2 separate regions of the Homo sapiens genome follow, and region 1 is linked to region 2. Evidence: read pairs that join two places in POLR2A ChIA-PET (ENCODE). Cell type or tissue: IMR-90. All regions are shown on one strand. Links, peaks and the distances in the headings refer to the core of each region. The heading gives the core; the rest is flanking DNA.

Region 1 (4,858 bases), core at 763-3,262, 460 kb after region 2:
GGGTGGGAGCAGGTTCCCTGTTGGGATGTCCTTCATCCACCTCTCACATCCACCTCTGTGCACACCTGTCCAGGTGTCTCCTCCAATGCCCCCTCAGCCTCCCAGTCCTAGACCACTCCTGCAAGATTCCCCTTAGAGAAGGAAACTCAAGGTTGCCTGAGGAAGAGCTAGGGTAAGGGGCAGAAGATGGGTTCAGAGTGTACTGAAAATAAAATCAGATGGGAAATTTGCCATTTGGGTTGCATTCGTACCATTTCCTCTGAAGCTTTGAATTTCAAAAGCCCAGGGAGTTACTTTTGTGTGTTTTGTTGTTGTATTTTAACGTCCTTAATTGAACCTTCCATTGGAAGGGAAGTATGGCATGGAAAGAAAGAACTGGAAAGAAACATACTAACATGTGAGTGAGGGTCATCCTTGGGAGGTGGAATCAGGGAAGAACATAATGATATGTTCATTGGGCTTTTCCACAGTCATCACATTTTCAATCACTTTAATAATCAGAAAAATAGTAAACAGGTGATTTGCGGAGGCATTTCCATTTGCTATCCTTGTGACCTTCAGCCACATGCAAAGGGGTGGAATGGGGACAGCACCATCTCTCTTGGTATTAATTGTGTCAAGTTCATGCAAGGACCCTGTGAGGGTCAGGATTCAGGGAACACAAAGGTTCTGGAGCCTTAGGGCCCATCGGGCTGTTTCCTAACACGCTTCTGAAAAGGTCATTTTGTCCCTGTCCCTTGAGCTGGACCCGCTGTGCAGGGCACTATGCCCATAGCACACTGCTGGGTCCAGGGACCACAAGAAGGCTGCTCTAACTCCAGAGACACTTTGTTGAGTTTATCACCTTCCAGACACTGTTCAGTGCTTCGCTGATAACAGCTCACTCAACCCTTGTAACAATCCTTGCACCCGAAAGGATGCTGCACAGACAAGAACTCCAAGGCCACAAGAGTTCACAGCCTTGCTCTAGGTCTCGTCCAGCTATCACTGGCATAGCAGGAACATGAACTCGGCCCACCGCCCGGTCTTAGCCACCACAGCCTCACCTCCATGTCAGAGGTGTGGAACACAGCAAAGGCCAGTTGACAAGCAGCCTGGTGGCATCCCCAGTGCCACTTTCTCCCGGCCCCCGTGGAGTCAAAGGCAAACAGGAACACATAGTGGGGGCCTCGGGTGGCAGCCCAGCCCAGGGGAAAGGAGGCTCGGTGTGACCCACCCCACTGCCATCCAGCTGGGCGGCCCTGGTGAAGAGCCTCAGCATCCCCATCTGTAAAATGGGGTTGCACCTGCCTCTGGGGGTCGCAGCACAGGCTTAGGCAACCTCGTAAAGCACTGGTTGGGGCAAAAGGGAAAAGAGGGTCTTTCTGAGTCAATGTAATAGTCCCCAAGTCTATGCACAGGCACCTCCCCTCTGTTTATTAGAAAGACGAGAGGGTGAGGAAGGGCAGTGGACCAGGCTTACTGGTCACCAGGTGTCCCACTGAGAGTGCAGGTCCCCTCCCCAGGGCCCACCAGGCTCTCTCTTCCTCATCCTCACGTTTGATGAGGCTAGGCCAGGAGCTGGTTTACAAGCCCATCCGAGGATTTGACAGTCTCGGCCAGAATGAGACCAAACTCCCTCCTCAATGCTGAGCTACCCTTCTCTGTCGCCCATAAATGTCCGCCGGATCTGCTATTTCTTTCACAGTAGAAGTTCACCCAGTGTTCTGCTCAGCTGAGCCATGGGCCCATCCCTAATTTGGACATTTTTCTCCCAACATCCAGTCAAATAGGAAAACAGATCGCACACCAGGCCTTTGCTTGTCCTAGTAAACTCTATCCATGAAGCCTAGGGGCCAAGAACCCTCCTGGCGCATCTGCACCTTTGCAACTCGAGAGAACCTCCCCCGTACAGAGGCCCCAGGAAACACTGTCCCCATCAGGTCCTGGTGGCTGCGAGCTCAGCCGCCCACGCAAGACAGGCTGCCAGTCAGGGAGGAGCAGATCATCCCAGGCTTAGTGTTCTGGGCCCTGAAAACACTTTTTGCATTTCCTCGAGGAGGTGGGTGGGTCGGCCTTGGCAAGGCATCTGAAACCACCGGGAGGCCACACACTAGTTACTGAGTCGGCACATGGCAAGCCCTTCGAAACGCCTCCTGGTCACAGACAGATGAGAAAACATGTTCTTAAGCCACCTCAGCAAACTGCTCCTCTGGCCACTCAAGACTGCACCCCAAGTGGCATAGAGAAACCCTGGAAGATGCAGTGTGGCCCACATCTGCCTGCTCCGTGGCCACTGGAACACTTGAGTGTTTGTTTAAAGAAGTCAGTCCCCTTCCCACTAGAAAAAAAGCTACCCTCTCCAGCGCTCACTCTTTCCTTCTCCACTGAAGTTTTTGCCACAGCAGAAGGCTAACTCTCACAAAGAGAAGAAACACAGACACACAGGGTGTGCACACACGTCCACACACTGGCGTGGACAGCAGCCGTCCCCGCAGGGTGTCCGGAGCCCACACATCCACAGCCAGCCTACCTGGGGGTTGCTGGGGCAGGGTCCCAGGCCAGGAGCCCACCCCCGGAGTGCCTCAAGGCAGCTCTCCGCCTCCTCCTGCCACCAGCTTCTTTGCCGCCAGCATCAGCCTCTGACGTTACTGCCTGGAGAGGGGGGAACTAATGCTCACCAGCTGGCTTGGTGATTTAACCCTCTCGGCTTCCAGGGAACTCCGGCGTCCAGCTGGATGAAAGTGCACAGTCCCCCTAACAGGGGCCCCTGAGCAAATACGAGGGCGACAGCTGAGAGTTTAGACTCGGCAAGAAAGCAAAGCCTGGGATGGCTGAGAGGAGGAGAAATTGGCCCCCAAACCCACCTTCGCTCCACTGTCCTGATTTTAAGGGAGCCAGAGAGAACTATCTTAGCTCAGAGAAAACCAGACAGAGGGCAAAAGGGACCAGCCTGGACCTTTCCTTCACTTGCCTTCATCAGCCTCAGTCTTTCTAAGGGTGGATGCCTCAGTAGATGCTGCTGGAGGTTTCCTCCAGCAAAGCAGCCAACCTTCCCCAGGTTCCCATGGCCTTGGCGGCTGGCCATCCTGCTGCCTGTGCTCGTATTCTGTTCTCTGGGCCCCACTTTTCTGCCTAGTGAACCCGTATTCATCCCTCAAGACCCAGCTCAGGCTGGGTCTGGCCTCCTCCAAGAAGTCTTCCCTGCCTCTCTTCCCCCAGCAGCAGGATGAAGTATCTGGAAATGACTTCTCTTGGAGTCGTTACCACACTAAGATGCTGTCCTTGCACTGATCAGTCCTTCTTCTTAGCTGGTGAGCTCCCTGGGGGCTTGGCCAGTGGGGTATTTGCCCCAGCATAACGGACTGGCACAGTAACTGGTAAATGCCTGCAAGCAGATGAATAAACTGCCTGTGGCAAAGTCCTTCAGATTTCTGGTTCTTGAGAACAAGGCTCAGGTTATAGAATTCTCTGTGCCTGCCATTGGCTTTCAGCTGCTAAAGGAGGAATGGCAAAGGAAGATTAAAAACGAGGGTGGATAGAAAATACAAAAACCGGTGGGGTGCAGTGACTCACGCCTGCAATCCCAGCACTTTAGGAGGCTGAGGCGGGCAGATCACCTGAGGTCAGGAGTTCGAGACCAGCCTGGTCAACATGGCAAAACCCCGTCTCTACTAAAAATATTAAAAATAGCCAGGCATGGTGGCAGACGCCTGTAATCTCAGCTACTTGGGAGGCTGAGGCAGGAAAATTGCCTGAACCTGGGAGGCGGAGGTTGCAGTGAGCCAAGATCACACCATTGCACTCCAGCTTGGACAACAGAGTGACTCCATCTCAAAAAAAAAAAAAAAAAAAATCTCTATTAGTGGCACTCTGTCACTCTGAATATCTACTATCAGTACTTTTAAAGTGCAACACAAACCTCACCCATCTGGAGGTCACTCACTCCTAAAAGGCAACTCTACCAGCTGCAGCCAGGAACCCAACAAGAGCCAAGAAGCCCCTGAGCCCCTAAACCTACATCTCAGAGGCTTTGCACTAAGAGTGTATGATAAAAGCCCCCTAGGCCCTTATTCAGTGCGTCTGGATTCTTGGCTTAGAAACTATTCTAACAAAATGATATGTTTCCCAGCACGTAACCTAGAAGTGGGTATCAGTAAAAGAGGGCGGGGGGCTGCGGCTGCTTCAGATAAGCAGGTTATCAGCATAAGGTGGGGGAGGCTCAGAAGGATTCAAGTTCAAATCCTGGCTCAAACCACTTACTAGCCGGGTGGCCCTGGTAACATGCTAACCAGTAGGCCTTTCGTAAACATCTAAATGCCTTTTGAATGAAACAGAATTGACTACTGAATTTGGCCTTGAAGGAGCCTTGGGATTTGGCAGGGCACAGGGCCTGGGCGGAGACACTGGGGGACTGGAGAGTCCCTGGAGAGACACGCCTGGGGCCCAGACTCACTCGGAATATTATCAAGACTCAGGAGTGATTCGTGTTGGGAGTGGGGTTTGGGGAGGAGGGGCAGGGAGAGACGCACTCTTGCTTCCTTCCAGTAGTGCCCAGCACCTACTCGGTAAGGACTTAGCCAATGCCAGTGCCTGGCCCAGCTCGGCCTTGTGTGGTTCAGTCCTTCCTGGCTCTTGGCTTTGTCTGCACTAAATGCACCCAGACTAGGCCCAGCCAGTTCAAAGGGTCGGTGCACACCATTTATCTCTGTCTCAGGCCACTGGCACGTCCACACTCCTTCCCAGGGGCTGATTAGAGAAGCAGATGCTACTTTCTTCTTGGAGGCTTCTTCTTGGATGGCAAACAAGAGCCCTAAATGTACCCACTGGCTGTCCTGGTGTTAGACTTCACCCTCCACACCCCTGCCCTGCAGGCTTG
Region 2 (4,858 bases), core at 1,005-3,504:
TTGGCTAAGTCCTGTGGTGCTGAAGAGTGGGTCCAAGGTCTGAGGTCTTGCTCCTAGACCAAGATATTGTGTGTCTGTCCCTGCCCTGGCCCCTGCTCCTGTTGGTAAGGCCATTAGCTGAGTTCCTTACCTTTCCTCTACCCCTTCCAACTCCTTTTTTTTTTGAGACAGAGTCTTGCTCTGTCTCCCAGGCTGGAGTGCAATGACACGATCTCGGTTCACTGCAACCTCTGCCTCCTGGGTTCAAGCAATTCTCCTGCCTCAGCCTCCTAAGTAGCTGGTTTTTCAGGCGTGTGCTACCACACCCAGCTAATTTTTGTATTTTTAGTAGAGATGGTGTTTCTCCATGTTGGCCAGGCTGGTCTTGAACTCCTGGCCTCAAGTGATCCACCTACCTTGGGCTTCCAAAGTGCTGGGATTACAGGTGTGAGCCACCAGGCCTGGCCACCCCCTAGGTGTTTTTTTTTTTTTCTTTCTTCTTTTTGAGACAGTCTTGCTCTGTCACCCAGGCTGGAGTGCAGTGGTGCAGGCTCGGCTCACTGCAACCTCTGCCTCCTGGGTTCAAGCGATTGTCCTGCTTCAGCCTCCCAAGTAGCTGGGATTACAGTCATGTGCCACCACGCCCACCTAATTTTTGTATTTTTAGTAGAGACGGGGTTTCACCATGTTGGCCAGGCTGGTCTCAAACTCCTGATCTCAGGTGATCCACCTGCCTCAGCCTCCCAAAGTGCTGGGATTACAGGCGTGAGCCACTGTGCCCAGCCTACTAGGTTTTTTTAAAAAGAGTTTTAAAAGTTGATCCTCTCATAGATCAGTTAAAAGAGAGAAAAAGGGCCGGGCGCAGTGGCTCACGCCTGTAATCCCAGCACTTTGGGAGGCCGAGGCGGGTGGATCATGAGGTCAGGAGATCGAGACCATCCTGGCTAACAAGGTGAAACCCCGTCTCTACTAAAAATACAAAAAATTAGCCGGGCGCGGTGGCGGGCGCCTGTAGTCCCAGCTACTCGGGAGGCTGAGGCAGGAGAATGGCGTGAACCCGGGAAGCGGAGCTTGCAGTGAGCCGAGATTGCGCCACTGCAGTCCGCAGTCCGACCTGGGCGACAGAGCGAGACTCCGTCTCAAAAAAAAAAAAAAAAAAGAGAGAAAAAGGAGTTACCTCTATGGTCTCATCATCTCATGTTAATTTGGTATATTTATATTTTTAAAATTATATTTTGTAGGTTATTAAAATAATCTACTTTATAGAAAGTTTGAATAATTTAGAAAAGCAAAAGGAAGACAATTAAAACAAAATTAAAATCCCCTCCGATTTCACCAGAAACCACTGCTAACCTTATTTCTACATGTTTGTATATATATCTTTCTGTGATTATGTTACAGACATATATCCTTTTTTTCATTTACTATATTTGTCAGCCGTCTCATGTCATTGAAAATGATTTGAGGACTTGCATTTCTGTTAATGGCTGCATAGTATTACATTGTATATTTCTATGACTTTAACTGTTTCATATTATGGCCACTTAGTTTCCAGTTAGAAATTAAATACTATTATGATGAACAACATCCTTGCATATAAATCTTCCTGTGAAATGTTGATTATTTATGTATTTTAAAAATAAATACCTAAGAAGTAGAATTTCTGGATCAAAGGATTTGAACATTGAGGCTTTTGATGCATATCACCAAATTGCTTTCTCAGAAGAATGCACCAATTTACGTGCCAGCCAGCAGTATACATTTTGTCTCTTTTCCAATATTGGTTATTGTTTTTTGTCATCTGATTAGTGAAACATGGAATTTAATCCTAAACTAACATTTCTTTTCTTTTTTGAGCTGGGGTCTGGCTTGGGTTGCCCAGGCTGGACCCAAATTTCTGAGCTCAAGTGATCCTCCCTCCTCAGCTTCCTGAGTAGCTGTGACTATAGGTGTGTACCACCACCCCTGGCCTTAAATTAGCATTTCTGTGATTGTTAATGCAGTTGGATATTTTAAAATACATTTATTGATCTTTTTAATTTGTTTATTATATTCCTGTCCTTTGCACGTTTTTGTTGGGGTGTTTATGTTTTATGGATAAGGGCATACTATTTATGAAGAATACCAACCTTTTAGCTCCCATTTTTTGCAAGTATTTTTCTCTGATGGTTGCAGGCCATTTAACTTTCGTTGGGTGATAACTATATTTATGGTGTAAGGTATATGTTGTGATTTTTTTTTTTTTCTGTAGAGATCTATTTTAAATGTCTATGGTCAAATCAAATCTTTCATTCTTTGAAATAAACTTTTCTTTTATGCTTAAAAGAAAATGGCTGCTCATCTCAAAATCAATTAGCTGAGTAGTTTTCTGAATTTCATTTAGAGGTGTCTAAATTTTAACACTTACTGAAATGCATTTGGAATTTATGATGTGATATGAAGATCTGAGTTTGTTTATTTTCTAGTTATTGCCTGACTTTTCCTACCTTTATCTCACAAATTTAGAAAGTCAATTCTGAAACTTTTTTTGTTGGCTTTCTTTTTTTTTTTTTTTCTGAGACAGGGTCTTGCTCCATCACCCCGACTGGAGTGCAGTAGCTCCATCTCAGCTCACTGCAGCCTCTGCCTCGCGGGCTCAGGGGATCCTCCTACCTCAGCCTCCTGAGTAGCTGGGACTACAGTTGTGCGCCACCACACCCGGCTAATTTTTGTAATTTTGGTAGAGATGGGGTTTTGTCATGTTTCCCAAGCTGCTCTTGAACTCCTGGGTTCAAGCAGTCCTTCCACCTCGGCCTCTCAAAATGCTGGGACACTTGTGAAACATTAAAAAACCCATCATTCTCAGCAAACTAACACAGGAACAGAAAACCAAACTCCGCATATTCTCACTCATAAGTGGGAGTTGAACAATGAGAATATATGGGCACAGGGAGGGGAGATCACACACTGGGGCCTGTCGGGGGGTGGGGGACAAGGGGAGGGATAGCATTAGGATAAATACCTAACGTAGGTTACGGGTTGATGGGTGCAGCAAACCACCATGGCACATGTATACCTATGTCACAAACCTGCACGTTCTGCACATGTATCTCAGAACTTAAGTATAACTTAAAAACAAACCATATCCTAAATTGTAAGGCAAGCAATATACAGACTTGTCCTGTGCTGCTGATGTTCTTGCCGAATTCCTCATTGAACTAATTTTTGTAGCTTAGAAATATGTTTTCCTTTGTCAGAGAGGTTCCTCTCAGTATTCTTTTTAGCCGTTCCCAATAATTTATTCTTACAGAGGGTTATAACCGTTAAGACTTCCTTCTCAACTGGGCGCGGTGGCTCACGCCTGTAATCCCAGCACTTTGGGAGGCTGAGGCAGGTGGATCATCTGAGGTCAGGAGTTCTAGACCAGCCTGGCCAACGGGGTGAAACCCCATCTTTACTAAAAATACAAAAATCAGCTGGGCGTGATGGCGGGCACCTGTGATCCGAGCTACTTGGGAGGCTGAGGCAGGATAATTGCTTGAACCCAGAAGGCAGAGGTTGCAGTGAGCCAAGATTGAGCCACTGCACTCTAGCTTGGGTGATAGAACGAGACCCTGTCTCAAAAAAAAAAAAAAAAAAAAGACTTACTTCTATACTTTTTCTTAAAAAAACAAATGGATGAGATTATGCTTTATGTGGTTGTTTCTTGCTTTTATTAAATACTGTTCTTGTAATAACATTTTCCATTATTATTAAAAGTATCCTAAACATGTAAAATGTCTACATGTTATTTCTTTTTTTTTTTTTTTTTGAGATGGAGTCTCGTGCTGTCGCCCAGGCTAGAGTGCAGTGGCGCGATCTCGGCTCACTGCCAGCTTCGCCTCCTGGGTTCACGCCATTCTCCTGCCTCAGCCTCCCAAGTAGCTGGGACTACAGGCGCCGCGACTACAGGCGCCCGCCGCCATGCCTGGCTAACAGTTTGTATTTTTAGTAGAGATGGGGTTTCACCGTGTTAGCCAGGATGGTCTCGATCTCCTGAACTGATGATCCACCTGCCTTGGCCTCCCAAAGTGCTGGGATTACAGGTGTGAGCCACCGCGCCCAGCCTCTACATGTTATTTCACTATTTCCTTTTGTTATTTAGGGCAGAATATTGTCATAACTGCTGGAAAAAATATACAGTGTAATTGTTTTAGTGTCTGCCTCCCATAATAGAATGGAAGTTCTATAGGGCTGAGCCATGTATTAAATAATTTTTTTTTTTTTTTGAGACAGGGTCTTCTTGCTCTTTCACCCAGGCTGAATGCAGTGGCATAATCATGGCTCCTGCAGCCTCCACCTCCTGGAATAATTAGTCCTCTTGCCTCAGCCTCTCAAGTAGCTGGGATAAACATGTGCTACCACACTCAGCTAATTTTTCTATTTTTCGTAGATACAAGATCCCACTATGTTGCCCAGGCTGGTCTCAAACTTCTGAGCTCAAGCAATCCTCCTTGGCCTCCCAAAGTGTTGGGATTACAGGCATGAGCCACTGCCTGGCCCCTAAAATTTTAAAGTATAGGCTGAAGAATACCCCTTTTCCTAAATGCTTGGGATTGGAAGTATTTTGGATTTTGAATTTTCTTGGATTTTTGGATATTTGCATATCCATAATGAGATGTTTTGAGGCTCTGACCCACATCTAAACACAAAATTCACTTATGTTTCATATACACCTTAGGCACATAAGATGAAGGTAATTTTATGCAATATTTTAAATAATTTTGTTTATAAAACAAAGCTTGTGTACATCGAGTCATCAGAAAAGATGATCTCAGCCGCCCATGTGGACAATATGTGGGGTCACGTCAGGACTCAAAAAGTTTCAGGTTTTGGATTTTTGGATTAGGGATGCTCAACC

The links. ChIA-PET counts read pairs that join two places held together with the same protein. Peaks named below come from ENCODE experiments on the same cell type or tissue, not always from the same donor. Only the 100,000 strongest peaks of a DNase experiment are listed, where the experiment ranks them.
Region 1: POLR2A ChIA-PET joins it to region 2 with 14 read pairs; 2 of 35 experiments call an interaction of 5 or more read pairs at or near these places.

The regions. Positions count from the first base shown.
Region 1 is chr2:120,818,217-120,823,074 of GRCh38, reverse strand. All of the region lies in intron 2 of GLI2 (GLI family zinc finger 2), which reads right to left. Among named protein-coding and RNA genes, the nearest start is that of GLI2, 85 kb to the right of the region's middle. RefSeq lists an enhancer at 606-1,271. In IMR-90, for the core only: no CTCF peak of the experiment used is centred there; DNase peaks (open chromatin) are centred at 2,074 and 2,664; H3K4me3 peaks cover 832 bases; H3K27ac peaks cover 1,696 bases.
Region 2 is chr2:121,274,310-121,279,167 of GRCh38, reverse strand. The region is part of intron 2 of TFCP2L1 (transcription factor CP2 like 1); the gene reads left to right. Among named protein-coding and RNA genes, the nearest start is that of TFCP2L1, 8.5 kb to the left of the region's middle. In IMR-90, for the core only: no CTCF peak of the experiment used is centred there; no DNase peak of the experiment used is centred there.